Regions from separate parts of the Homo sapiens genome. Here region 2 is linked to region 1. A link is a loop called in an ENCODE intact Hi-C map of the cell type or tissue named here. Cell type or tissue: Caco-2. All regions are shown on one strand. Links, peaks and the distances in the headings refer to the core of each region. The heading gives the core; the rest is flanking DNA. Region 1 has its middle 580 kb from the start of ARL4A. Region 2 has its middle 500 kb from the start of ARL4A.

What was found. Hi-C counts contacts between places; a loop is a spot of excess contacts. Peaks named below come from ENCODE experiments on the same cell type or tissue, not always from the same donor. Only the 100,000 strongest peaks of a DNase experiment are listed, where the experiment ranks them.
Region 2: it touches region 1 in a loop (3-fold over the local background); 3 of 110 quality-filtered maps call a loop at or near these places.

What each region holds. Positions count from the first base shown.
Region 1 is chr7:13,256,314-13,272,010 of GRCh38, forward strand. No RefSeq gene overlaps it. Among named protein-coding and RNA genes, the nearest start is that of ARL4A, 580 kb to the left of the region's middle. In Caco-2, for the core only: a CTCF peak has its summit at 6,818 (motif pointing left); no DNase peak of the experiment used is centred there.
Region 2 is chr7:13,177,315-13,193,011 of GRCh38, forward strand. No RefSeq gene overlaps it. Among named protein-coding and RNA genes, the nearest start is that of ARL4A, 500 kb to the left of the region's middle. In Caco-2, for the core only: no CTCF peak of the experiment used is centred there; a DNase peak (open chromatin) is centred at 7,997.

The DNA.
Region 1 (15,697 bases), core at 5,598-8,097:
AGCCTCCAAGTCTCCTGAAGGAGTCATGAAGAAACATGTACATACATTTAAAAACTAATTTTTGACGTTTAAGAAATGAAAGCTCTGGTCGGGCATGGTGGCTCACGCCTGTAATCCCAGCACTTTGGGAGGCCAAGGTGGGTGGATCACGAGTTGAGGAGTTCGAGCCAAGGCAGGCGGATCACGAGTTCAGGAGTTTGAGAACAGCCTGGCCAACATAGTGAAACCCCATCTCTACTAAAAATACAAAAATTAGCCCAGTGTGGTGGCAGCTGCCTTTAGTCCCAGCTACTTGGGAGGCTGAGGCAGGAGAATTGCTTGAACCCAGAAGGCGAAGGTTGCAGTGAGCCAAGAGCATGCCATTTCATACCAGCCTGGGTTACAGTGAGACTCCGTCTCAAAAAAAAAAAAAGAAAAAAGGAAAACAGAAATGAAAGTTCTGGATAGTTTATTAATATATTTAAGGAAAACTAATGCTGCAGTTTTATTTTGCCTTGTAGGTCCAGTAATAAAAAGATAATAATAAAGGTTGCATAAGATAATCTAATATTTTTCTATAGCACTCCCTTTGATTGGGCAACAGATTTTGATTTGACTTGTACACACACACACACACACACCTGTAAACATGTGCTGTTTATGGGTGGTTAGCTATATATGTAACTTTATAGTTATATGTACCTAATTGTACATTTAAAAAAATTTTAATTAAGAAAGCATTATGTGCTAGATTATGATAATTTTTTAAAGTGCTGTATTTATATTTTTTTCTCAGTGTGTATATATTTTACTTTTTAAATATCAGTAATATGGTAAAATATGTTAGCTTATGTCTCCATTTTCCCTAGGACTTTATAACTGTATATCCTTAAAGATAAGTATTGATTAGCACAAAGAAAGTCCTGGGTACATATTAATGTATAGCATTATATATGGATACCGTTGATATTCTATGTATCAATTAATATATTAATGCATTGTATAGATTTGTTCTTTGGAATGTTGCATTTCTCTATAGCTAACTTTCTCAAATGTGGACCCAGTGTTCGTTTTCTGTATGTGAACCAAATAAATGTATATTTATTGTTTTGTATGTTAACTTTCTTTATGGCTGCACTTTCACAAATATTTTCATAGCCATCTCTGCTTCTGGGAGACTTTCAAGAACATAATCAGGAACCAAAATCAATCATAATGGGATTATTATTTTCTATTATAATTAAATGTTAAATAGAGATATCTAATTGTATCCTCCTAGTTAATTGCATTTATTATTTTTTTTAAATTTATCATAAGCTTCTCTATACTTAATAGTCACCTTGTGTCCTAGAAAAATTAATGTTTATTTTGCTTCTCAAGGAAACAATTAAGGTACTAGAAGAAAATAATCCCCAAATATTCTTCGGAGGCTTAAAAGATCTTTACAGTGTTCTCTCCTGAATACAAAACAGCATCCATATCCCTTCAAGTACATTCCACAGTCTCTTCTCCAATTAGTTTTTCTTCAATCCGGCTGTGTGGTTTTGTGGAATGTTAGTAAAATACCCTATTTCTAAGCGTGTGTGACTCAGTGCGCCTGAAGTGGTGAATGTAGTCCTATGAGAAACACGTGGCTTCTTCTCTGGCACTCTCCTGATTAACCCCTAATATATCCATGTCTCCCCACTTCATAAAATAACAGCATTACCTTACATTCGTACAGTTACCTTACCAAGCATTATTATATCCCTGTCTCATTAAAGCCAAAAACAATTTGAGGTAAAGGTATTATTACTTTCATTGTTACATGACTAAATTGAAATGTAAGGAGGTGTTTAACTTCCCTTAGGTAAAGTAGGCAACTAGTGAATAGCCACACAGGTGCTGGAGGCCTGTGTCCTCATTTGATTTTCCATAGGACCAAGTAACTTGGCTTTGGTATGGGGACATTTTGGGCGGGGCTGTGCCTTTCTTTCTACACCCACATTTATTTGACATTTTCCTTTTTGCAAAGGCAATTAAATAAATGCAAAAGAAATCAAAGTCAACTCCATATTCAAATTATACTTGTGTATTTTAATCAGTTTAAGAAAACATGCAGCCAGTTTGTAAATAAGGAATATCAATCAGATCTTTATAGAGTCATGCTAGTAGAAAATATAGAATTTGTATAAACTATTTGAAGATGTGAGAAGGCATCTCATCACAAACTCACAGCTGACACTATGTCATTTAACTCATTTTCTCCATGTTAGTGTGTCAAATTGTCAGAAATATATCGATGCCTGTAACTTCAATAAGCATAAGACATTGCATAATAATTTGTTAGCAGGGGACAGGAAAGCAAGCAAGCAAGCAAAATGGTATGTGAAAGTTGCCACTTTAATATATGTTTCCAAAATTATCTAGATTTCAATTGTATATTAAACAAAGTGTTGCTTAACAATAAGATGGATACATCTTAAAAATCCCATATACACAAACGTAAAGTATTACTTAACATAAACAAATATATAAATGGTAAGAGTATTAGGCACCCTCAACCAAGACTCTAAAATTACCCATAGAGAATCTTTACCTTCTTCTCTCCTGTGGTATCAAGATTTTCTGAACCATTTGTATTGATCTCCTCCATAAGTGACTGTCCATGTGCAATATTAAGGCACTCATTGTCAAATCTCGAAATAAGAGTCTTGAGAAGCACAGCCCCTAAAGACATATCTCAATGTACTTTTCCAATAAAAAAATGTGTTGAGTATTTCAGCCCCATGAAGAAACATAAATGTATATCATTGTGTTCTCTACCATATTCATATAATACTATGCCTTTTTTTTTTTTTTAAGACAGAATCTTGCTGTTTTGCCCAGGCTGGAGTGAAGTGGCGTGATCTTGGCTCACTGCAACCTCCGCCTCCCGGGTTCAAGTGACTCTCCTGCCTCAGCCTCCCAAATAGCTGGGATTACTGGCACCTGCCACCATGCCTGGCTAATTTTTGTATTTTTAGTAGAGATGGGGTTTTGCCATATTGGCCATGCTGGTCTCGAACTCCTGACCTCAGGTGATCCACCTCCCTCAGCCTCCCAAAGTGCTAGGATTACAGGCGTGAGCCACTGCACCCGGCCAATACTATGCCATTTCAACTGAAAAAGTGGTAGATACGGTTGAAAAGAAACAAGTGAAAGACAAAAGTGGAAGAGTTAGAAAGCAGATGGTATCATCAGCCTCACCAGTGGTGTTAAACATGATGTTTCCTTTATTAAACAATGTAGATGGTTTCCTGTCCCTTCTTCACTTTCAAGGAGCCTACTGCATCAGCTAGTTAGCGTTGGCTGTCTTGATTGGGTATATCTATTATAATTAAATGTTAAATAGAGACATCTAATTGTATCCTCCTAGTTAATTGCATTTATTATTATTTTAAAAATTTATCATAAGCTTCTCTATACTTAATAGTCACCTTGTGCCCTGAAAAAATAATGTTTATTTTGCTTCTCAAAGAAGCAAATTATATTATTATTATCTGCATTATAATATTAACTGTTATTTTACCTGCTTATAATTTAGTAAATTATAAGCAACTAAATTATACGCAAGTAAAATAAGTTAATATTATAATGCAGATAAAAGTCCAAGTATCACAAAGATGATACTAGAAAGCAGACAATGGAAATTAGAATGAAGAGCAGTAGAGCTGTCATTCACTCATGACTAAATTTGTCCATGTTATCTGGTAATGTCTGTGTAGTGTGATGGCCAGTAGATACTGTTTGTGCCCAGCCCAGTTTCCTTTCCCAGGCTAGTGAAGTCTTGGGAGTACTGTAGCTGCTGTGAGCCTTGTCTGCTCATGGTTCACAGCTTCACTTTTGTAGGTGAATTCACTCAGCTGACTAGAGGCTCAGAGACTCCTGTGGAGTTGTGCAGATCCCTTGGGGATAGAACATAGTCAGTGACCTAACTGAGGGAACAAATTTATGGGTACTTTCCCTTCACAATTCCCTGTGAGATCAGGTTGAAATAGATTTTATTTAGTTGCTTCCCCTACCCTGTTGTTCTTCATTTGCTTCCTTACAGGTTTCTCCTAAGAGCACTCCCTCAGTCAAACATTCCTTGCACAAGAATCTGTCTCAGGCTCTGCTTCTAGGGAACTTGTCTTATGACAGTGGCCTGTGACAGCCCTTGTTACATACAATAGGACCAAACAATTCTTTATAATGGCAGATATATGTTAACTAAAAGTCTAAATAGAGAGTTTACAGAATTTCCGATTCCAGATAAGTTCTGGAGATCTGTTGTACAATATCATGACTATACTTAATAGTAATGTTTATACACTTGAAAACTGGAAAAAGAGGAGATCTTAAATGTTCTCAGAATAAGTGTATGAAGTGATGGATATGATAATTAGCTTCATTTAATCATTCCACAATATGTAAAATATCATGTTGTATACCATAAACATATACAGTTTCTATTTGTTAGTTTAAAAAAAAGAAGAGAAAAAAAAAGAGCTTGTATAAGTTCCAAGTGTGCTTGGGCCACATGTGCCTAGAACCTAGAAATGCATTGTTTAGTAAAGGTACTTGCCTGGCACTCATATTGCCATATTCATTTCTAAGTTACACCTCCCATTTCACTGGTAATTTCTATATAGGTGCTGCATAAATGCCTGCTGCTCACTAAGGAGAAACACTTTCTAAATAAAACCGTGTGTGTGGAGTGCCAACAATTATAATCTTTCTCATGCCTGTCATTTGAGCAGAACTGCTCAGAGTGGTATGGCTCTAATTTGTTTTCAGAATATTAGATTTTAAAATTTCAGATTCTGGTATAATGTTGAGAAGTATGATATGTACAATATGATATTTGTACCTTTTACTCTGGCTCTAATTTGTTTTATGTTAAGAGAATAATTTTTAACAGATGCAGTTTATACTTAGCTATCAATGGTGAAAGTTCTGATTTTCAAAATATATCCGAACTTACCCGAGCTAGTTCTTTTCTGACAATGGTGGGAGATCCTCTAGTTGCTAAAGCATTGTTCTGTACTTACTATCTATCTATCTATCTATCTATCTACCTACCTATCCATCCATCCATCCATCCATCCATCCATCTATCTAGACAGAGTTTTGCTCTTGTTGCTCAGGCTGGACTGCAGTGGCGGGATCTCAGCTCACTGCAACCTCTGCCTCCCGGGTTCAAGCGATTCTCCTCCCTCAGCCTCCTGTATCCCAGCCTGTAGCTGGGATTACAGGCGCATGGCACCACCCCCAGCTAATTTTATATTTTTAGTAGAGACGGGGTTTCACCATGTTGGCCAGGCTGGTCTCAAACTCCTGACCTCAGGTGATCCTCCCGCCTCGGCCTCCCAAAGTGCTGGGATTACAGACATGAGCCACCGGACTCAGCATTTTTTTTTTTTTTTTTTTTTGAGACAGAGTTTCGCTCCTATTGCCCAGGCTGGAGTGTGATGGTACTATCTCGGCTCACAGCATTCTCTGCCTCATGAGATCAAGCTATTCTCCTGCCTCAGCCTCCCAAGTAGCTGGGATTACAGTAGCCTGCCACTATGCCGAGCTAATTTTGTATTTTTAGTAGAAATGGGGTTTCACCATGTTGGTCAGGCTGGTCTCGAACTCTCGACTCTTTAAAAGTATTAGTTCATTTATTACTTAGAAAAAATGTTTAGGTTGGTTTTATTATTACCACGATTTTATAGATTGAAGTAATAATACAAGGGGGATCCAAAGTTAAAAAGAGTAAGCGATTTCTTCAAAGTCATGTCATTTCTAAGTGATGGGGCTGGAATCCAGTACCAGTCAGTCTGATTAGAGAGAAGGTACTTGTGACTCAAATGTCAGCTTTCTGCTCCTGGTAAAGCCTTTTCAGGAGAAGAGTCCCAAGCACGATGTTTTTTTATGTTTTACCCACACTTCCTGGCACAATGTAGTCCACAGCAAAAGATCAAAGAGGACTCCATTCAAGAAGAGGGGTCTGTGACTGAAATCACACTGCTGGTTGACTTTATCTTCTCCTGAGAATGCCCGCCCAGCAGCTTCCCTCAAGCAAAATTGATCTGAAAACTTTAGGCACCGAAGATAAGATTCTAATGGAGAAAATCTTGATTTAGATTTCCTTAGGCATGGAGATATTCTAGGCCCTGCAGCATTCGGAAGGACTGAGAAGTGACATTCACTGAGTTAACTCCCTTAAATGTGGGGCTACACAAAAATAGCCCTAAGAAAGGGACAAAACATATTTCAACCTTTCACAGATGAGGTTTAGAGAAATTAAATGTTTGCCCTGGATCCTGGAGCTAGTGAATGACAAAGGAGTTCTTTTCACAATTCTGGTCATGTCTCATTTGCAACCCTTGTTTTACTGGAATAATGTAGTATGTTCTGGTGACAGTAGGTTCTGCCTTGCTTCCTTGGGCATAATGAGATGTAGCCGGGAGAAATGAGGTTATTGATTCCATGGCCTTTTCAATAAGTCAAGATTTTGAGATACTTAATAGTAGTCCACACTAAATTAACATTCCTATGCTCTACTGACATTTTCTCTCAAGGAATCATCAGCACAGAGCTGTTACTAGTTCTCTCTCAATAAAACCTATTTCTCTTCCCCAAGGCTCCACAGTTTTTAGAAGAGAAAGATTCCTTGGACACTGTGTACTTATTAATGACAGTTCCTAAACATGTGAGAATAGCTGGAGGAGAGAACAACTGTACAGGAAAAATATAAATCTATTATTTCTCTATTCATTCATTCAGTTATTTTTGGTTTCTAGTAACAAGTGTCCTGACAGATTTCAGACCATTACCGTCTGTAGTGTTGTCCTGACACCTAGTGGGAGAATGAAAAACAAAAACGTTATTTTTAAAGAAGCATGTCTGCTATTATAATTTAGAAATTAAGTATACTTTATGCATTGAAACAAAGCAGTGTTTTGACCTAAATAAAAAGTAGATAAGCACAAAGCTGCGAGTACATAATGCACTCACTTCCTTATAGTATCTGTCCTTGTATGTTACAGTGATCAATTGCTGGCTAAATCCTTTTCTTCTGATCTATAAAATGTGTCCCACCCTAGATATGGTACTGTGAATACTAGAGACAACATATGTAAAATATATTATTTCAGCCAAAAACTACCTCCACTTTCTACTTACGAACTAAAAAGCAGTCAATTCTTCCTCTATTCCTTTTATTCATATTAGAGACCCATTAGAGGATAATCTCCATCCACGCTTTGTCCTTCGTCCATTCTTCTCTCTGTCCTATATCAATGACCTATTCTAATTTCTGGCTTCTCCCTATCAGGATTTAAATATGCACAACTCTCCAGCATCATAAAACATTGAAAAAATTGAAAACAACCACTATCAAAACAACTGTAGCAGAAAAGCACCCACCAATCAGCCAAAACCTTTAACTGCCAGGTCCAACCTCTTCTCTTTTCCCCTGCTTTTCCCTTTATCGTCAAGCTTCTTAAAAGAAGACCTACACTTACCTCCTCCACGTTCTCTATTCAGATGGATTTAATAACCCACCTCAGTCCATATTCAGATAAGAATCCACAGAAAATGCTTTGCCCCCCAACATTCCCCATTGGCTTCTTTGTTAGATAATCAGTGAACGCATTTTAATACTTATCTTGCATAACCACTGGGCAATATTTGAAATTCTTAGTCATTCTCTTTTTCTCCAGACATTCTTTAGTTTCCTAGAATCCATACTTTTCAGATTTTGTTCCTGCTTATCTTGGTACTCATTCTCAGCCTCCCTCTCTTGGTCGTATTCCATTACCCAACCCTTAAATGTTTTTGTCCCTTAGAAGTCTCATTGTGTCCATTTTTCTGCGCTGAGAACATTGTATTTGATAACTCCAATTTGTATCAATATATGCTGATGACTTCAAATTCCCAATTTCTGTCTAGATTTATATTTTTATATCCCAAGATCTACTCTTTGAGTAATGCAATTATTTAATGATAATGTCACTTGTTTTATGGAAGCCATTTCCCTGAACTCACACTAGATTAGGGACCCTCTTGTTTGCTTTCCAGTAGCACCATTTAAAAACCATTATCACAGTGACTCCTGTAACCATATTTTACGTTTTTAATATAATTTATTTTCCCTTTTAAACCTTACCTTTTATACATTATCACAATCTCTTGTATAGTAAGTCCTTCCTTAATGTTGTCAATAGATTCTTGGAAACTATGACTTTAAACAAAACAACTTACAGCAGGTTCTTAAATAACTTCATTTCCTTCAAGTCATTTTGTCATAATGTTGATGAGGAAAAAGATGGTTTTGTTATACATAATTTCTCTTAAAGCCAGTTTCCAAAAACCAACTGACAATGTTAAGTGAAGACTTTCTGTATGTATATGATTCAAACATTGTAGAGGCAGATAGAGTAAAATGTGAATTTTCTTTTGCTATCTCCCTACTTTCAGACACACACCTATATACACACAAGCACATACACACAGATACACACAAGGACAGCCTCTCTCCTTCTCAGAGGTAAGAGGTTTGCAGTACACTTTTTTTCCTTGTATTCGTTTTCTGTACATTTCCATAATACATGTCATTACATGTTAACATAGTTTGTTTCAACTATCGCATTTGTTGCTGCCTCTTGAGTAATTTTTACTTTTTTTAAAAACATGTATTACATACACCTTGCCAATGTAAGTAAATACTTCACCCCAAAAATTGCACCAGCTGCCAGGCATATCCGCTAAGTTTAGTGAAACCTTTCAGGCCTACAGAACTATAAATAATCAGCAAGGAGTACATTAAATTAACAGCTACTGTTTCCAATGATGCCTAGCTTACCGGCAGAAATTATACAGGTAATACGGAAGTATAATCAATATGCCAATGCTTTATATTGAAAGACTAAGTGTTTTACCAATGCATTTTCATACATATTATTTGATTTTAATAAAAATCCAGGGAAATATATAAGATGTCAGTGATGTGTAATTGTTCAAGAAACAACTGAGGTCAAATCGTATTTATTTCATTTTTCTTTTGGAGAGAACATCATCTTTGATGATAGAAGTAAATCATCTCCTAATATCAATACTGCTTTAAATTTATTGAGTCAATATGCTATATAGTTGTTAATTTCAGAAGTTTTAAAAATATCTGGCACTTTGCCAGAGTATAGACATGTCATTTTCATAGGTATATGGAATATTTAGACCACATAACAGGTACTAAATACATCCAAGTTTCTAACTTTTTGTTTCCCTTCGTATTCCTCAAAAAAACATGAATTTAAGTGAATGAAAATATCACAAGTAAAGAATTTTTAGGTTACAGAACTCTGTGTATTACCTGGCCACATACAATAGGAAATGCAACATTACACTTAGCTTATTATTGTAAATTTTATAAAACATTATATATATATATGCCATATAGTGTAAATCAAGATATTATAAAATACTGTATTTAGATTTTACATCCCTGTTCTACCTTCGGCAAATTACATAACTTCTTTAAGTCTCAGTGTGGCAGATGGAATTCTAAGATGGCTCCCCATGTTCCCTGGCCCCTACTTCTCCCACTTAAAGACTAATCTCAGTTTGCTGCAAAAGGATTTTTCAGATGTACTTAAGGTTCTGAGTCAGGTCAGCTTAAATTAGGCATATTATCTGAGTGGGCCTGCCATAACCACATGACCCTTTAATGGCAGAGAGCTCACTCTTGCTGGTAACAAGGGGAAATCAGAGATTCTAATAAAAGGAGAATTTGAGATGCCACTGCTAGCTTGAAAGAGGGATGGGGCCACATGGCAAGGAATTCAGATGGTCTGTAGGAGCTGGTAGAGCCCTGAGCTGTCAGGCAGCAAGAAGAAGAAAACTTCTGTCACTCAACCACAGGAACTGAATTCCTCCAACCAAAAAATGACCTTGGAAGCAGATTTTTCACTAAAGCCTTTGGATAAGGACTCAGTCAACATACCTTGAACAGAGAAACCAATCATTATACCATCAGACCTCTAACATACAAAACAAATAACATACAAATTAATAAATGTGTTTTAAACTTCAAAATAACCTATACATCTATGCATCTGTGACTCTCTATGATCATTTTTAAATGATGTCTTAGATAACTATCCAGAGAGAGAGAGAGGGATAGAGAGAGAGATGGAAAGGGATCCACCTGTTTCTATGAATACATATTTAGATTATTTCCTTTTTTTTCTGCAGTGAGCATCCTGGTACATAAATCTCTGTGTATGTTGGAATCATGATAGCTTTATAGGAACAATGCTAAGAATACATGAAGTTTGAATTTTGATTGATGCTGTCAATTTGCCTTTCCTGAAGTTTATGTTGCCGTTATTAATATTTTAAAAATATTCAAAGCAATAAATATTATAGACCTAATTTGTATTCTCCAGTTACTAATAAAGCTGAGAATATTTTCATATGTTTAAATATTATTTGCATTTAATTGTGATAACTTTCCAACTTTCTAAGATATTTGTCTTTTTTCAAAATGAAAGGTGATCTTTATATATTAATTATTTATCAACATATTTTGCAATTCATTTACAGATTATAAGCTTACTACTTACCAGACACTGTTGTTTGTACTTGAGATTTGGTGGTGAATGCTACAAATGAGTTCATTTCTTTCATTCATGCTTTTTAAATTTATTCTAGAGAGATGGGAAACACCATAATTTGATAAGTCTGATAGTGGTAACTGCTATGAAGAAAACAAAACAATATGATACAAGAGATATTGAGTGGTTAGAAAGGCTTTTTTGAAGAAGAGATATTTTAGCTCAGAATGAAATCGTAAGCAGGCAATAGGCAGGTGCCTGGTGAAACAGGGGGAACCATTTTGCAGGGAGACAGAAGAGTGTGGAAGGAAAAGGGAGCTCAGGTCTAAGATCTGAACACTTAGAGGTGGACACCACGAGGAAACCCAGAAAAGGGACTAAAAAGAAAGAGCCAGGCAAAGTGGAGAACCAGGAATATGACACAGAATCCACCGTGAAGAAAAACGACCTTCATTATTTTACAGAACTAAAAAAAGGGTGTTGGGGGTGGAAGGTGAGAAAATGGCTCATACCTATAATCTTAGCATTCTGGGAGGCCAAGGTGGGAGGATTACTCAATGCCAGGAATTTGAGACCAGCTTGGGCAACATAGGCAGACCCATCTCTCTTAAAAAAAAAAAAATTAAAATTAAAAATAGCCAGACATTGTGGTAGTCCCAACTACTTGGGCAGCTGAGGCAGGAGAATCCCTGTGCTAGGAGTTCAAGGATGCAGTGAGCTATTGATCATATCACTGCGCTCTAGCCTGGGTGACAGCTGAAACAACAACAACAACAACAACAACAACAACAAAAGACCATTTTTGTGGTTGGCCAGAATGGAGGTTCATTGCATTGGGAAGTAGAGTAAATTGTGATGGTGAGAAAGGACACAGTGACTATAGACAACACATGCCATGAAGGGAAACAGGAAGTAAGGTGGTAGCTATGGTTCGCTGAGGGGTATTGGAACATATTTAAGTGGAAACATCTGCTATAAAGTGATATAATGAAGTTGTAGAAGAAAAAAGGAATATTGACAAGAACCATATTGTTGGGATAACAAGAGAAATAGAGATATAGGGCATAAGAAAAATGCTTGTAGCCTTTGAGAGAATGGGAATGTTTATTTTAAGAGGAGCCTGACGCATGTAGAAAAGATGGTTGAATGAATTATAGGAGAATACGGAAATTTCATTTCACTGCCTCTAGTTTCTCAATGAAATCCATGAAGCAAGCCACAGCATAAAGGCAGTGAATGTGGGGGCAGCGTGGGAAAGAGTCATTATATATGAGAAGAAAAAAAGATGTGTAAAACTACCATTTTCCAAGAAAAGGGATTAAAAAACACCTGGACAGGCAGTGCATAGGACCAGTTTAAGATTTACCATTATCACAAAATGCCCTTTTCCCCTCGCACTTAAATTTTCCTTTGGTTGAGTACAGACTTAAGTTAAAATTGTTTTATCTCACAGCTTTAAATATAATTATTTTCTCACTCTTCTTGTGAGAAATCTCGTGTAAATCTGATTTTCATTCTTTTGGAGATAACCTTTCCTCTCATTTCTTAATTTTACTTCTCTGCAGCTTTTAACATTATCTTTATGCTTTCAAAATGATATGTCCAGATGTAAATCTATTGCTAAAATTCATCTTGTAAGTCACTTAGTTTGATAGAAGATATATATCTGTTTTCAGCTCTAGATAATTTTCTTTTAATATTTCTAACTTGCTATTTTCTTTCTTTACTCCGTAGACCTTGGAAGTTCTGAATCCATCATTTTTTTTAGTGGTAATTATTTTTTTTATTTTTGTTATTATTATTATTATACTTTAAGTTTTAGGGTACATGTGCACAATGTGCAGGTTTCTTACATACGTATACCTGTGCCATGTTGGTGTGCTACACCCATTAACTCGTCATTTAGCATTAGATATATCTCCTAAGGCTATCCCTCCCCCCTCCCCCCACCCCACAACCGTCCCTGGAGTGTGATGTTCCCCTTCCCGTGTCCATGTGTTCTCACTGTTCAATTCCCACCTATGAGTGAGAACATGCGGTGTTTGGTTCTTTGTCCTTGCGATAGTTTGCTGAGAATGATGGTTTCCGGTTTCATGCATGTCCCTACAAAGGACATGAACTCTTCCTTTTTTATGGCTGCATAGTATTCCATGGTGTATATGTGCCACATTTCCTTAATCCAGTCTATCGTTGTTGGACATTTGGGTTGGTTCCAAGTCTTTGCTGTTGTGAATAGTGCCGCAATAAACATACGTGTGCATGCGTCTTCATAGCAGCATCATTTATAATCCTTTGGGTAATACCCAGTAATGGGATGGCTGGGTCAAATGGTATTTCTAGTTCTAGATCCCTGAGGAATCGCCACACTGACTTCCACAATGGTTGAACTAGTTTACAGTCCCTTCAACAGTGTCAAAGTGTTCCTATTTCTCCACATCCTCTCCAGCACCTGTTGTTTCCTGACTTCTTAATGATCGCCATTCTAACTGGTGTGAGATGGTATCTCATTGTGGTTTTGATTTGCATTTCTCTGATGGCCAGTGATGATGAGCATTTTTTCATGTGTCTGTTGGCTGCATAAATGTCTTCTTTTGAGAAGTGTCTGTTCATATCCTTCACCCACTTTTTGATGGGGTTGTTTGTTTTTTTCTTGTAAATTTCTTTGAGTTCATTGTAGATTCTGGATATTAGCCCTTTGTCAGATGAGTAGGTTGCAAAAATTTTCTCCCATTTTGTAGGTTGCCCATTCACTCTGATGGTAGTTTCTTTTGCTGTGCAGAAGCTCTTTAGTTTAATCAGATCCCATTTGTCAATTTTGGCTTTTGTTGCCATTGCTTTTGGTGTTTTAGACATGAAGTCCTTGCCCATGCCTATGTCCTGAATGGTAATGCCTAGGTTTTCTTCTAGGGTTGTTACGGTTTTAGGTCTAACGTTTAAGTCTTTAATCCATCTTGAATTAATTTTTGTATAAGGTGTAAGGAAGGGATCCAGTTTCAGCTTTGTACATATGGCACGCCAGTTTTCCCAGCACCGTTTATTAAATAGGGAATCCTTTCCCCATTGCTTGTTTTTGTCAGGTTTGTCAAAGATCAGATGGTTGCAGATATGTGGCATTATTTCTGAGGGCTCTGTTCTGTTCCGTTGATCTATATCTCTGTTTTGGTACCAGTAGCATGCTGTTTTGGTTACTGTAGCCTTGTAGCATAGTTCGAAGTCAGGTCGCGTGATGCCTCCAGCTTTGTTCTTTTGGCTTAGGATTGACTTGGCAATGTGGGCTCTCTTTTGGTTCCATGGGAACTTTAAAGTAGTTTTTTCCAATTCTGTGAAGAAAGTCATTGGTAGCTTGATGGGGATGGCATTGAATCTATAAATTACCTTGGACAGTATGGCCATTTTCACGATATTGATTCTTCCTACCCATGAGCATGGAATGTTCTTCCATTTGTTTGTATCCTCTTTTATTTCCTTGAGCAGTGGTTTGTAGTTCTCCTTGAAGAGGTCCTTCACATCCCTTGTAAGTTGGATTCCTAGGTATTTTATTCTCTTTGAAGCAATTGTGAATGGGAGTTCACTCATGATTTGGCTCTCTGTTTGTCTGTTACTGGTGTATATGAATGCTTGTGATTTTTGCACATTGATTTTGTATCCTGAGACTTTGCTGAAGTTGCTTATCAGCTTAAGGAGATTTTGGGCTGAGACAATGGGGTTTTCTAGATGTACAATTATGTCATCTGCAAACAGGGACAATTTGACTTCCTCTTTTCCTAATTGAATACCCTTTATTTCCTTCTCCTGCCTAATTGCCCTGGCCAGAACTTCCAACACTATGTTGAATAGGAGTGGTGAGAGAGGGCATTGCTGTCTTGTGCCAGTTTTCAAAGGGAATGCTTCCAGTTTTTGCCCATTCAGTATGATATTGGCTGTGGGTTTGTCATAGACAGCTCTTATTATTTTGAGATATGTCCCATCAATACCTAATTTATTGAGAGTTTTTAGCATGAAGGGTTGTTGAATTTTGTCAAAGGCCTTTTCTGCATCTATTGAGATAATCATATGGTTTTTGTCTTTGGTTCTGTTTATCTGCTGGATTACATTTATTGATTTGCGTATGTTGAACCAGCCTTGCATCCCAGGGATGAAGCCCACTTGATCATGGTGGATAAGTGTTTTGATGTGCTGCTGGATTCGGTTTGCCAGTATTTTATTGAGGATTTTTGCATCAATGTTCATCAAGAATATTGGTTTAAAATTCTCTTTTTTTGTTGTGTCTCTGCCAGGCTTTGGTATCAGGATGATGTTGGCCTCATCAAATGAGTTAGGGAGGATTCCCTCTTTTTCTATTGATTGGAATAGTTTCAGAAGGAATGGTACCAGCTCCTCCTTGTACCTCTGGTAGAATTCGGCTGTGAATCCATCTGGTCCTGGACTTTTTTTGGTTGGTTAGCTATTGATTATTGCCACAATTTCAGATCCTGTTATTGGTCTATTCAGAGATTCAACTTCTTCCTGGTTTAGTCTTGGGAGGGTGTATGTGTCGAGGAATTTATCCATTTCTTCTGGATTTTCTAGTTTATTTGCGTAGAGGTGTTTGTAGTATTCTCTGATGGTAGTTTGTATTTCTGTGGGATCGGTGGTGATATCCCCTTTATCATTTTTTATTGCATCTGTTTGATTCTTCTCTCTTTTCTTCTTTATTAGTCTTGCTAGCGGTCTATCGATTTTGTTGATCTTTTCAAAAAACCAGTTCCTGGATTCATTAATTTTTTGAAGGATTTTTTATGTCTCTATTTCCTTCAGTTCTGCTCTGATTTTAGTTATTTCTTGCCTTCTGCTAGCTTTTGAATGTATTTGCTCTTGCTTTTCAGTTCTTTTAATTGTGATGTTAGGGTGTCAATTTTGGATCTTTCCTGCTTTCTCTTGTGGGCATTTAGTGCTATAAATTTCCCTCTACACACTGCTTTGAATGCGTCCCAGAGTTTCTGGTATGTTGTGTCTTTGTTCTCGTTGGTTTCAAAGAACATCTTTATTTCTGCCTTCATTTCATTATGTACTCAGTAGTCATTCAGGAGCAGGTTGTTCAGTTTCCATGTAGTTGAGCGGTTTTGAGTGAGTTT
Region 2 (15,697 bases), core at 7,008-9,507, 78 kb before region 1:
TGTTTTTGTCTCTGTACTTGGGTAAGCTGTCTGCTCACCTGTTGCCACTCACCATTTCATTAGCCCCCACTAGCTTCATCTAACAGTTTATTGGCTCTTTCTAACACCAAAAGAAATTCGAGTCTTTTCATTCTGGAAGAGGTAATCCTTCCCATTTTAGAAGGTTCAGGGATTCTTATCAAATTGGTCTACTACCTGCTTGGATCATGATTTACACAGTGTATTAGTCAATTTTCATGCTGCTAATAAAGATATACCTGAGACTGAATAATTTATAAAGAAAAGAGGTGTGACTCAGTTTCACATGGCTGGGAAGGTCTCAGGAAACTTACAATAATGATGAAAAGGGAAGCAAATACGTCCTTCCTCACATGGTGGCAGGAGAGAGAAGAATGAGAACCAAGCAAAGGGGGAAGACCCTTATAAAACCATCAGATCTCATGAGAACTTAGTACCATGAGAATAGCATGGGGGCACCCCCATGATTCAGTTACTTCACCCCCAGGTCCCTCCCAAGACATATGGGGATTATGGGAACTACAATTCAAGGTGAGATTTGGGTGGAGACAGAGCCAAACCATATCACACAGAAAAGAAAAAGGTACTTTTGTTAAATCTCTGCAAAAAGAACAATATCTGTGCACACTTCCTCTAGGACAGTGGGCCCTGATCTCCCTATGTTTGTAATGTATCTATAAAAGTGATTCTTTGTGACACATCTACTTATGCAAATTTTCCATCCATTGCCTATGGTGAAATTATTGGTTGTTGGCATCCTGTATTGCTAGATGGCTTAAACACGAATTTAATGTGTGAAAAATGTGTATATCCACAACAAAGGGTCAATGCACAGGGAGTATTGAGAAAGTGTGATGAAAATTTTTTTTCTATCAAATTTTGTTTAATGGCCCAGAACTTACATTTAACTTACATTTTTGGTGTTAGATTGATATGTTCTTATTATTTTCTTTGAATATTCTCTAATTAAACACATTTCAAGATTTTTCCCATGTCAGGTAGGTCATAAAATGTACTTTCAAAAAATGGTACTAATGGAACATGCTAATATGGTCAAATATTTGTAGCTACTGGAAATCTGCAAGCCAGTTATTGAGTAATCAGTCATTACAAAATTGTGTTCATGGTATATGGTGACTAATGCATTTTAACATTACTTCTTGTTTGCATCTGGTTAATGTGTGAGTATAATTGGTGTCTTTCCTATTTATCATTTTGGTATGTGGTTTTTAAAATGAGAATCTAAGAATCTTTCTTCAGAAAAGATTCAGGCAGGACTATTAATTAGAAAATTGTATGGTTGTCATCAGAATTTATATCTTTTACAATATTATTTCTCTCCAAATTATTCCTGTTTGCTAAATGCAGTGTTTCAGGAAAAAATCAACTATATAAGAGAAGGGAATAATGTTTTCTTTGCTTGATAAAATTACCATTGACCTTTTGCTAGTAATGACATTGTTATTAATCTAAATTTTATTTCTTTTCCTTCAAAGTAGTATGATATTGTTTTTTTAAGACTGATACTTCATAGTAATACCTTAATTTATAACTGTATTCTTATTTAATGATCACATTTTATTTAGAACCATATTTTATATACACATATATTAGGTCTTGGCACTTTTTCCCCAAAATCATTTATAATAGGAAAACCCACTGTAAAACCCAGTGTCTTTCACTAAATACTTCTTGGGATTTATGCCGATAATGACTTCTCATGGTGTATTTTTAGGTCAACTTCTTTTCCCTGCTGCATATTATTTGTCTGCAGCAGAAGAGCAGGTGCACAGAACTCTCTATGCAGTCTTGTCAGCCCACTCACTAGAATGCATGTGGTCAGATTATTGACTTAGCCCAGCATATTTTAACATTGCCACCTAGTGTAAGATCTAGGTCGCTTTGAATATCCGCCTTTCAGTAAGATTGAGATAGGAGAGATATTAAGTCCCAGCAATCATTCCACCTGTTAAAGGGCTTTAGACCATGCTTGTGAGCATGGATTTATTCTTCGTCACATTATTAGTCATTCCACATAGCCTGTTTACAGTTTCACCATCAGCTGCAATGATAACAGTTGACAGTTGCAATGTCAGATGACACTTGCTTGAGACACTCATCAACTGTGTTAAGGTGAGATGCTCTGAAGGTCTGGGCCAATAAACAGATTTAACTGTCTTGTCTAATTAACATTTAGAGATATATTGTTCTCTAGAGACTGACTGTAAGAAAGGTAAGCGTTTGATAAAGCTAATTTACTGTTTGCTGAGTGTCCAGCATTGTGCTCAATTTATTACATTCATGATCTTGTTTAATTCCATGAGGCAGGTCATATACTTATTTCCGTTTTACAGATGAGGAAACAGAAAAGAGAGGTTAAATAACTAAAAAATGAGTAAGAAGTCTGTTGCTTGAGCCGCATTTTTGCTAAGAGCCCATGTTCTGCAGTAACCAGCTCCCATTTAAACCAGGCTTCACCATTTCCCAGACGTGGGACAGTTACATTCCCTATGCCTCAGTTTCTGCATTGAAATGAAGAATAATAATAGTTTTAAGGGTTACTGTGGCAATCACATACACTGATACACAAAACAGCCTGAGAATAATGATGGTTGCTCTCATCCAGCTAGCAAGTGGCCAAGTTAGAATTTGCACCTATCAGATTTCATAGCACAGGTTTAACTACTGTGTCATCTTACTTTGTGTAGATTTTACCTTCTGTTGTACAACCACCTCCATATGTATAATAACTCCCTTACAGAAGCAAAATAAATCATCACTATGCTCTTACCCCATAAATTATGCTCTCTTTTGAGCAGCGTGTTCAAATTCATGGACATACCTCTAGAGCCCACATATCATCACTCGTGGACAGTGCCTCTTGTGTAAGCGAAAAAGAAAGGAATCCAAAGCAGCCTGGGTTGCAGTTCAACACTTTCCTAGAAAACCTCATTGCAAAATTAATTTGTGTGAGCAGCTGTGGAGTTTCTGAAGAGGAGAGTTCACTGGAAAGGCACACTGTGAAAAGGAATTTGGGTAACTAATTCTGCTGTGGATTCCATTTTCCGAGTGTAGGCATGAGAGAGGAAGTTCAACTCATTCAGTTTTTTTTTAATCTGTACTCATAAATAACAGCTCTGTTCTCTTCTTTACCCTAGAAGCTCTTTCTTGTTCTCTGAGGAGATGGAGTTGTACGTTTCCTTTTGTGAGTAATGGCTCTATTAGATTAAATAAATAACATTTCACACTAATGTAGTTCACAAGAGGATTTAGAAACCATTAAGAATATATTTAAAATCTCACAATAGACCCTCTCGCTTAGTTCTCTGGAACAAATTATAGTTTCTGACACATTCAAATTATACCTTAAGAGAGGACTCTGAACATTTTTCAGAAGCGGGGCATTCAGTATCTCCTTGAAGAAAAATAGATTTTTTTCTATGAAAGTTGCAGAGGAAAGAAATATCTAATTTTTTAGATAGCAAAGTATTTGGCTACTTCACTAGCAAAGTAACACAAGGTTAAAGTAAATTTAGTTATTTCACTTTTTGAATGTGTAATAAAAATTACCTTATTTATTTCTTTGATAAGTTCTCTTTTAGGAATATCAGAATCTAGCTTACTAGTTTATAAAGTAGAAAGATCAATAAAGCAAATAAATGTATTCAAAACATCTCCAACTTCAGATCTATTAGAAAATTATGAAATAATGCTATTCCTTCATGTATTTCTTTCAAATTTTTTTTCTTCTTGGTGACTCCCTTTTGTGTCCCCATACCTATCCCAGGTCACCAGTGTGCTCCCAAGTCTCCTTGTCTATCACTGTCCTTAATTGCAACATCATCACAAGAAGGCATGAATTCTCTTTAATTTCTTCCCTAATCAAAAATTAATTTTTTTATCATTCAGGATGTGGACTATGCTGAATACTAGTCAGGTGAATATGTTTTCCCATGTTTGCCTTTTCAGTAAAATCTGGATCTAGTAGAGCATGCCAATGTGGTGAATAACAGGGATTTTGTTTGTTTGTTTTTTAAAACGAGAGAACCAGGAGCCAGAGAGGGCTTCTTGGATCCTTCAAATCTCAGTTGAGCAGCTGCCAGCTTAGCCTGTGCATTGGATCAGCCTGAATCTGCTGCTGAGTAGAAATGACTTTGCTCAGGCTGCTTTGATGGGGATTAATGAGCCATGGCTTTTGAAGGAGAAACGCAACCAATTATCACTACTAAGAATTTCCTCTCAAGAATGGCAGGCCAGTTATACTCCAGGATCGCAGAGAAGGAAAAATTTTGGCTTACTGAGAACAAATCTCGAGTTTGGGTTAACTGTGGGTGGAAAGATCAGGAATGGAATATTTAATTTATGAAACTGATCCAATTAGCACCTTATTGCAAAATTGTAGAGACTGGTGTTCAAGGTACCAAGATTCAGGCTGGCAATGGAAAGCACCTAGTAGATGGCAACTTATCTATACTGATTATTACACATAATTGAATTCCTCCTAGATTTAACTAAGAGGTATTAAGTACTCTAAAAGATGAATGTGGGAAAATTTTTAAAAGCTCCCAATATTATAATATAATGTAAATGATAAACTTACCTTCATAAGCAAAATCTACAAGAAATGTACTTAATTCTTCTTTTTATTATATTTTAATTTCTGGGGTACATGGGCACAACGTGCAGGTTTGATACATAACTATGCATGTGCCATGTTGCTTTGCTGCACCCATCAGCTCATCATTTACATTAGGTATTTCTCCTAATGCTATCCCTGCCCCAGCCCCCCACCCCTTTTTTTCATTTTTGCTGTCATCTTATCCATATATAATTCTAAATGAATTCTTCCAATAGAATTTTGTAACTCTACAGAGCTAGCTATGCTATCCACGTATGGTGAGTGAGCACTTTACAGCTAGTCTGAACTGAAATGCACTGTTAGTATAAAGTACACACTGGATTTTGAAGATTTGGTCCAAAAGAGGAAAACATCTCAATAATGGTTTTTTTGTGTTTTTTTTTGTTGTTGTTGTTTGTTTGTTTTGAGATGGAGTCTCGCTATTGTCGCCCAGGCTGGAGTGCAATGGCGCAGTCGCGCCTCACTGCAACCTCTGCCTCCCAGATTCAAGCGATTCTCTGGCCTCAGCTTCCCAAGTAGCTGGGATTACAGGTGCCTGTCACCACGCCCAGCTAATTTCTTTTTTTTTTTTTTTTTGGTATTTTTAATACAGACGGGGTTTCCCCATGTTGGCCAGGCTGGTCTCGAACTCCTGACCTCAGGTGATCCGCCTGCTTCAGCCTCCCAAAGTGCTGGGATTACAGGCGTGAGCCACCACACTCAGCAATAATGTTTTATATTTATCATATGTTATTAATGTAGGAATAAAACTTCGTTTCTTTAAAAAAATGAGAAAAATATACTATCCACCTATAACAAGAAAATTTTTAGATTTTTATGCTAGTATCATTCCACTAATAAAGCAAGATAGATATTAATAAATTTTATCAGTAGACAGTTTATCATTGTTATCAAAGTCAAGTCATATTAAAATCTTTTTCGACTAAGCTTAGAAATAGCATGAGGAAAGACACTTCATAATTACAGCAGGGGATAAAAATCTATTATCTTACCCTCTAAAAGAAAAAAAAAACTGCGCCATTCCTTGGATAATTATTTGTGGGCATATTCTCTGAATGCCAACAACATAACCTTGCTCCAAGAGCGAGCAATGTGTGCAGCCCTATAGGAAAACATAGGGATGGAGCAATGTGTGCAGCCCTATAGGAAAACATAGGGATGGAGCAATGTGTGCAGCCCTATAGGAAAACATAGGGATGGAGCAATGTGTGCAGCCCTATAGGAAAACATAGGGATGGAGGTTGCCTGTCTTTGAGTCGGGTTGCCATTCTTTTTGCCCTCTTCATAGTCTCTGGGACAACATTTATACCCATGGGAAAACACTTATTATAGATACTTATACATCTTAATTTCTAGGTCTAAATTGGGAAGATGTGTGAGGAAAGGTGGGTCACATTCATCCCACCCTCCCTTCTTTAGAAAGCAGAAATGCATTCCTTGGACGATTTGTAAAAGTCTAGTCCTTCTATTTTCATTTAAACAGGGAATTGGGTTAAGGATTTTCTCAGAATAATCAGCTTTTAAATAAGTGGCCTCTTTTATTAAGTATAAGCTGTCATTTGTGTGATAGAATGTGCTAGGGGTGTGTAGGCAATCAAACTTACAATAAACCAGATTCATTTCAAGAATCTCTCTAGTTAACATCTATATGAACCAAGAAAAGACACTCTACTAATACATACCTATATCTTCCCAGTGTGTTATTCTGACATTTTCTTCAAAATTACTCTTGTTTCTATCAATCTGCCTGATTCTGAGAAATGAAAATGGAAAGTAGCTATAAAGAAGACATTAAAATATTTAGGTCTTCACAAAGGGCATTTTCTCATCTCCGATAAACGTGCCCCAAGTAAACCCCTGACTTTGAATTTGTTCAGTATCTGAGTACATAGTCAGGACAAGATGATGGCAGATTATAAGCCCCAGCTAGGCTTTACCAGAAGTCTCTCCATTCTACGGCTTTCAAACTAGTGGAAAAGGGAGATTCAAGTGCGCTAATAAACATGATGGACAAATAGAGTGTTACACAGTACAGCAAGTAAGAAAATATTTGGTTTATAATATCTACAGGTTTAAATATTTGATTCACACAATGATGTCCTGAATATGAGAATTCTGATTCTTATAAGACTGCCTTAGAGACTAATTCACAGAAGCATAGACAGTTGTCCAATGGAATAAAATTGCTTTGAACTAACATACCATTTAGACTTTGACTTTTCACAGGGTATAAGATAAGCTTGATAAAATTTTAATTTAGTTTTATTCTCATGAAGTCACAGACTAGGTAAATATATGAATTTGAGTAAATTAGCATAAATGAGAAAAAAGGCACACAGAATGGCAAGCATATGGAATAAGTATAGATGAATAGGTAGCAGGAAAGAAACAGGAACAACAAACAACTTGGTGAGAAGAAAAAGAACAGTTCAGAGACTAATCAGGAGAGGTACACTAACAAGTTAGTTTGCACAAAAACTGTATTAACAGAATCATTACTAGAAGTGAAGCAAATGCAGAAATAAGTTGTATTTCTTTTATAATTTATAATTGGTATTACTACCTGTTTTGACTGTAAGTAGGATTTAATTTATAGAGGTGACTGATTGAAACCCAGTGAGATTAATGCCACTCAAGGGAATTTTCTTACTCATAGTCTCCAGGAAAAGGGGGCATGCCACACCATACAGGGCCACATGGGGAAGCCCCAGGGTCATTCAGGAGGCAGAGGAGTGAGGGAAATTATGGCCCAGAGCCTTTATTGTGGTTTCCATGAGAAGACATGAATGAGGCAGTGATATGGTTTGGCTCTGTGTCCCCACCCAAAAGGGATCCGATCTCAAATCCTAATCCCCACCTGTTAAGGGAGGGACGTGGTGGGACATGATGAGATCATGGGGGCATTTTCCCTCATGCTGTTCTTGTGATAGTGAGTTCTCAAGAGATCTGATGGTTTAAAAGTGTGTGGTGGGTCCCCCAATCCCCCTCTCTCTCTCCTGCTGCCATATAAGACATGCCTTGCTTCCCCTTCACCTTCTACCATGATTGTAGGTTTCTTGAGACCTCCCCAGCCATGTGGAACTGTGAGTCAATTAAACCTCTTTCTTTATAAATTACCCAGTCTCAGGTAGTTCTGGATAGCAGTGTAAAAACGAACTAATGCAGGGAAGGTAAATTTGAGTAAACATAGGATAGGATAGTTGGAATAACTTCAGTGGACTCTCCCCAACTATCCTATCCTATGTTTACCCAACTTACTATTGAGTACAATTTACAGTTTACTACAGGGAGAGCTCCAGTTGTCCAGCACCTGGCCCTGGGGTGACTTAGGGCAGAGGAAATATTGGCTTGGTGTAAGAGAGTTAGATGAAGGAGGTGGTTAGAATATGGACTTTGAATTTGTTGGTTTGTATATGAAAGGCATGCTCACAGGGGAGTTGTTTGCTAACTCTGGGAATTAAGTAGCCCTGGGAGGGGCAGGTTCTCATTGACCAACAAGGCCCCCAAGAGGTCAAAGGATCATAAAATACAGAAAACAAAGAACATGATTATTACCCTACCCTAGTTTACATAGTTTTATAAGGCCCTCTTCTTAAGTACTTCTTAAGTTACTTAATATATCATTAATGTTAAATATTATCAAAGACATTTTAAAACATACGTTATCATTTTCATGTAATTTTTAAATTTACAATTGGGGCTAATATGTTCATCTAAGTTTACAAAATTTTAAAATGTTTTCTGTTAGCTTTCAGATGCTTCCATCTCATTCTTCATTACTACAACCCTTTGCACAACTCAGACCATCATTAGAGCTCCATTTTATTTTAAAATACATAAATCTAATAGATTCCCATCCAAAATACATGAGGAACTTATATAACTTAATAGCAAACAACAACAAAAGAAAACCAACGCAATCTAAAAATGAACAAAGGACCTGAGTAGACACTTTTTCAAAGAAGACATGCAAATGGCCAACGGTTATATGAAAAGGTACTTAACATCACTTCTCATTAGAAAAATGCAAGTTAAAATCACAATGAGATATCACCTCATACCTGTTAGAATGGCTGTTGATCAAAAAGACTAAAGGTAGCCAGTGTTGGCAAGGATGTGAATCACTTGTGCACTGTTGGTGGGAATATAAATTGGTACAGCCATTATGGAAAACAGCATGGAGAGTGCTCAAAGAATTCAAATTCTTCTATATGACCCAGTAAACCCAAACGAAATTAAATTAGCACCTCATAGAGATAACTGCTTTCATGATCATTGCAGTGTGGTTTACAATAGCCAAGGTATGGAAACAACCTAAGTGTCCATCAATGGATGAATCAGTTTAAAATCATGGTTTATATATAAATGAAATATTCTACTTTAAAAAAAGATGAGGCTGGGTGTGGTGGCTCACACCTGTAATCCCAGCGCTTGGGGGCCTGAGACAGGCAAATCACTTGAGGCCAAGAGTTTGAGACCAGCCTGGGCAACATGGCGAAACCCCATCTCTACTAAAAATACAAAAACTAGCTGGGTGTGGTGGTGTGCGCTTGTAATCCCAGCTACTCAGGAGGCTCAGATGGGAGAATTGCTTCAACCCAGGAGGCAGAGGATGCAGTGATCTGAGATTGCACCACTGTACTGCAGCCTGGGCAACAAAGGAAGACTCTGTCTAAAAGAAAAGAAAAGAAAAGAAAAAGATACTGTCATTTGGGACAATGTGGATGAACCTGGAGGACATTATGCTAAGTGAAATAAACCACACACAAAAATGCTGCATGATCTCTCACTTATATGTGGAATCTAAAAACTGTCAAATCATCTACCACATGACTGTGCTAATCATTTCATTATGTATATCAAAACACAGTATACACCTTAATAAAAATAAAAGAAAATAATAACATACAGGGTTTGACAATAATGACAAGTATTATGAAGGGGAGACAGTAATTTAGGTAGAATGTTAAATATTAAGCTGTATTTGTGGGAATATCAGTCTTGTTAATTGACTATACACTGATTTATTTTTAAAATGTATAAATCAAATCAGTATAAGAGAATTAATACCATAGGCAGTTTTGGTTCCATTTTTTGTCTTAACCCTAGAGAATATTAGATAAAGACAAATATAAGTCACTTTCACAAACCAACTTGCATAAGCACACATACACACAAACAACATGAACATACATGTCACATGATGTCAGCTATATCTATTTTGAATTCAATGTTCTTAAGTAGAAATTCTGCAGAATGTCTTCCAAGATTAGGGTTACTATTGAATAGGATCAAGTAAAAACATTTTTGAAAATTGTCATGGGTTTGAATTTTAGAGAAAATATCACCTAAGACATTTATTTCATTTTCATAATACATTAATATGTACTAATTATATTTTAATATACATTTTTATATTTAGTTATAATTTTATAATATAGCCTACCATAGAATTGATAATGCTTTGCTGAAAAAAATTAATATATTTATGATAAATACAAAATTTCATTTGGAGGCATAATATGCTGGGATGCAATTAACAAGACTGATATTCCCACAAATACAGCTTAATATTTAACATTCTAAATTGTCAGTGAACCCAGGAGGTGGAGGTTGCAGTGAGCTGAGATCGTGCCACTCTAGCCTGGGTGACAGAGTGAGGCTCCATCTCACCAAAAAAATAAAAATAAAAAGTTTTATATCAGAAGATTTATTAGAAATCTCGATTCGATGAACTACCTCAAGAAATATGTATCCATTACCATAAGTCATAAATCCTTTTACATGTTACTAAAAACATATATGTTCAATGGTTTAATTTGAAGCACTACTTTAGTGCTATAGTACATTAGGGTGGCTGGTTTGTCACATCCAATGCATGAAAAAAATGTGAGAACTCATTCAAACCTATTAGGAAAATGTATCATTTCTAGTGCTTTCTAAAAGCGGAATAACTTAAGTCTAGTGTTAACTGTGCTTACATGCAAGGGTATAAATCAAACTTTTTTGGGGAGGTGGAAAAGGGTGGTAGTTGTTCCTATTAGCAGATCTTAGTATTAATAATGATTTTGTCTCAAAATTTTCTGCAGAGTAACTGTGGAGTTTAACCACCATGCTTTCAAATTTGAGAATTATGTCTACAAATAACTGAGCTAAATTAAATTACTGCCATCTGTTATTTTGCTTAAACTACTTCATGACTGTCTCAGATATCAAATGTGGGAATTTAAATCACAGTTGGAAAAATGAATTTTTTAATGTTTTTGCTATCTTATTTGGGAAAAATGTGAAGGAAATGGTAAAGAATAAAATAAGTCATGGACACCCTAACAAATAAATCATCAGTTGTCTGTTAATATTAAAAATATTTGGAGACTATTGTTAACCATAACCTGGCCCAAACCGGTTCACCAGGAATGTTTCTTATGGGGGTTGTTGACCAGGTACCAACTATAGTGAAGAAGTATTTGTTTATTCTGTGTTTATAACTTCCTGTGGCGGCCACAAAGGGGATAGATGTAATGGGACAGGCTTAGCTATTGTGCCAATTATTATCTTCACCCGTTTAGCATCTGGGTGTCACTCAAAATCCTGGGCAATTCTATCTCTCTCCAGCTTGAAGGCAGGGCTGGTGTCTGCCACTGATTGGCACATCGAATGTGAATGCAGATGGGTATGTTTCGGGAGTGAAATCTTGTGTGAAAAAAAATGCCTGCTTTATTTTAAGAGTTCCTTTGCCAATTAAAGGTTTGTTGGCTAATATTCCATGAGGAATGAACAGAAGGGACTCTCAAAAGTTAGGGGCAGCCACAATTTAGTGATCAAAATCTCACAGGAAATTACTTTGCCTTCACAACTTTCTCTGGCTGGTGCGGATCTAGTTCTGAAAATTGTTTAGCGGAAAGCATGACAAACTCCAGTGTGAAGGTTACTGGGTTTTCATTTGTTTATTTGTTGATGGTAAGATACTTTTAGATGTTATGGAACTGGCTACAAAAGATTACATGACTGTGGTGGTCTTTATCTTTATCTGACTACTTTTTGCAATTTCATTCAGCATTGAGAGAAATGGTTGGTAGGACACACAAATTCCTAAATTTGGCTCTACAATTTCGCTAAGATCTTCAACCACATGCTTGTCTGATACTGATGTAGGTTTGTTCTTTATATAAGCAGTGATATCTGAACTCTTATGCAAGAGCACATGTGTGTGTTTCCATGTGTATATTGCTCATTTTGCATATGTGTATAAAGTCAGAGTATAGCAAAATGACTAAGGTATTTCAGTGATGCTCTATAAGAAAGAATGTTTAATAGTAATGCCTTATTTTTATCTCCCCAGTTATGAAAATCCTAGGACCACAGATATAATATCTGTCCCTGTGAACAAGGATGAACTTTGGATAAGTGGCCTAATTTAACTGTCACATGGCAAGGCTGAATTCAGGAGGATTTTTCCTTTACCTTATTTTTTTCTCTTCATTTCTAAGAAAAGAAAAAAAAGCACTGTCTCTGTTATAATCAGTAACAGAACTATGTGTTGCTGTAGACTAGAATCTAAACTGTGTATAGAATTATGAGACTGATAAAATATTAGTGCACAGTGTATTTATAGTTTCTCTCATTTCATAACATTTTAAGAAAAAAGATGCCAAAATGGTGTTATTCTTTAAGAAAATGCTATCTTAAGATAGACCTAGAGGCAGCCCAGATTTATGCTAACTACAAGTAGTTTGGGGACACACTATTTTAGCTTGGAATTTTCTGTAATGGTTGAATTGGACTGTAGAGAGTCATGCTGCAGTCATCACAGTTGATTCTGGGATGCGCTTGTGTTTTCTATAATTCATGGTGTTGGACTGTGATTTTCTTGTGTTTCCTTTTGTCTGTATGGAACTTTGGAAAATTGAAACACATTAGGCTTGCAGTTTGCGTAATGTAACTTTGGATATGCTTAAAAGGTTAGATCAGTTCCAGATGAGCAAAGCCCTGGTTTCAAATAGTAATGAAGAAACTCATACTCCAACTGGGCATCTTGATAAGATCCCTCTGGTTTTATTTGAATAGAATAAAAAGTTCTTCAAGGTTTGTTTCCCTATATTTTGCAAAAATTTAATTTCTCTCTAGGATCAAGGGATTTATTGAGAGGGGTTAACGTGGTTCAATTTTATGTGGGGTGAAAAAATGCAGAACATGTTAGCCTGTGGTAATTGGACTTTACTTTTTTTGTATTCTTTGTTTCTCTCTGTATATCAGTCACAATAGGCTAGGTTATGCAGAGTAACAATTCTAAAATCCCAGTAGGTTTAAACAGTACATGTTTATTTATTGATATTCATCAATGTGGAAGCCAGGGAATTCTGCTCATTGTGGTCTCCATTATACATGAACATACTCTAACATGCAACATAGATGAAAGAAGATTTCTCAGCTGAGTGGAGAGTCCATATAAAGAACTGAGAAAAATGTAAGAAAAATATTTTCCTGAGTTATTTCTTGATGTCTTAGAGGAAACATCAAAACACATTAATTGAAACCTCTAAGGAAGAAACATTCTCATGTCATTTATTTCCACACAATTCATAGAAACATTTGCAAATTTTATGAGCAGAAATTTTATATTCTTCCCTTGGTTGATGATTTAGACCTAGTTGTTATTCTGAACTACTTAGCAAAATAATTACTGTCAAAGCAGACTTTTTTCACTATGAAATGCTCAAATGTCTTTTCTCTACTCTCAAGTAAGAGATGCGTTACTAGAGATGGGTTCAATCCAGATCCAACATGTTTGACAATGAGATTGTTAGTGTAACAAACAGAAAACTTAAAATCAGCGTTCTTTGGCAGTGGGCTGTTGGATTTTTTTTTTTTTAAACTCTTTTTGAACTTCACTGTTTCTTTCAAATACTGTAATTCTCTCTTGGAATTCTGTGCAACTAGCTTAGCAAGTTGAACTGGGACCACCTTCTTTTTAAATATGAGATTCCACTGATTTTCATTTCAGTCTAGTTGTATTTGCTTGGAAATTATATTGATTCTCAGGACCAACATCTCAGTTGATGATAAAAATATTTGTACATTTGTCTCAACTTGTTCCTTGCACATATATCTTTTTGGAAGACTTCATGAATGTGAGAAAGTGGGACAGAGGACCTCTAATTACAACAAAAAACTCAGCAAAGCCTCAGGATACTTAGATTCAACATCCTGACAGTCACTTTCTTCGCGTCTTTCTCTTGTTCTCCACTATGGAGACAAAACTTTATGTTTAAAGGTGAAAAGACATTTTTAAATTCCCAATATTTAATAGAGATCGTGTTTTGTTTTAGTCTACTCTTACATTGGTAGAATTAACTTACTGAATTTATGACTGATTTCAAGAAAGGATTTACTCATGGAAACTAGTAATTGCTAGCTAATATGCTTCTTAGAGCAAAGAAAAAATAGATTCAGAATGTCTATCTTACTATTTCAGAAATATTTTACGATGTCATCAGTGACATATTTGCAAACTTGGAAGTGGACTCATTTTGATATGATAAAGTTAGAATGTGGAAAAATCAGTGTCTTTATATTTAGTTGTTTCCAAGGAAATTCAATAAGGGTATTATATTTAGATTTAATTTTCTGTTGAAGAAACAGTTTGTTGCATTTTCAAAATTTTACAAGGCTCACGTAGTAAAAAATAACATGCTTTCACTGCTGCTGTTGGAGAAGTATTGGTTACATTTAGAGCCATGTGGGAGGTAAAATCCTGACCACCTGTTATAAGCACTGTTGGAGTAAAAACTTTTTGGGTTAGTTTGTATTGGCTAGATAATAGAAAGAGAAAAATATTAAAGTGTAATTCAGACAGAAAGGTATTATTTAAAATGTAAATTGATTTTCAAATAGTAATTGGGTTTTTAAAAGTTCTGTTAGTTCTTCATGTTTCAAAATGCCTTGTATCTTGGCTTCATGAATCCACCTGTGCAGCCTAAGCTATGTGAATTGAGGAGAATCAGTCATACTTCTATGTACTAACTTATAATCACGCTTCATCCTCAGGGTAACATATATGGTTCTATTATTATTCCTGCCACATAGAAGGACAAAACAATGTTCACAAAGTTAGATTTATGCCTAAAGTCAAACAACAAGTAAATAAAACACCAGTATTTGAATAAATACGTTTCAAGTATTAATACACATGATCCATATTACCTCAGGGATACCCCAACTTAACCAAATGAGATAAATTTGTCAATTAGGTGAACCATTTTGTCCTAATAATTAACCAGCCTGCTAGAAAAGGCCAGCAGGAGAATTCTTTTGACAACTTACTAGTAATGTCTTGTTTTTGTTAAATAGTTAATATTTGTTGAATTTATTACAAGTTTTTCAAATAACGATAAATTTCTAAATATCAACAGATTCTCTAAGGGTTTTCTAATCATCACCTTCTTACACTGACCTTGGAATTAATGCATCATTTGGACCAAGTGGTTGAAATTTTTAATTGAATACTTCATTTTTTTTTTGGACGGAGTCTCGCTCTGTTGCCCAGGCTGGAGTGCAGTGGCACAATCTCAGCTCACTGCAACCTCTGCCCCCAGCTTCAAGTGATTCTCCTGCCTCAGCCTCCCGAGTAGCTGGGACTACAGGCGCACGCCACCACACCCGGCTAATTATTTGTATTTTTAGTAGAGATGGGGTTTCACTGTGTTGGCCAGGATGGTCTCAATCTCCTGACCTCGTGATCTGCCCACCTCGGCTTCCCAAAGTGCTGAGATTATAGGCATGAGCCACCTCACCTGGCCGAATAGTTCATTTTTAGTAAGCATAACATGCTCTAAAACTTAGATGCATTTGTCACCAGACTTATTAAAGCCTTTTTAATCCCTCCATATGCATGCATTAAAATATAATACTTCTGACTAAAATATCATCCCTAGAATGTTATTAGAATTGAATATATAAGAATATATAAGAAGTAGCAAAATAAATGAAAGTCTAAGTACACTAATTCAATTGAGTGTCAAAGCACATCAAAGTTGTACA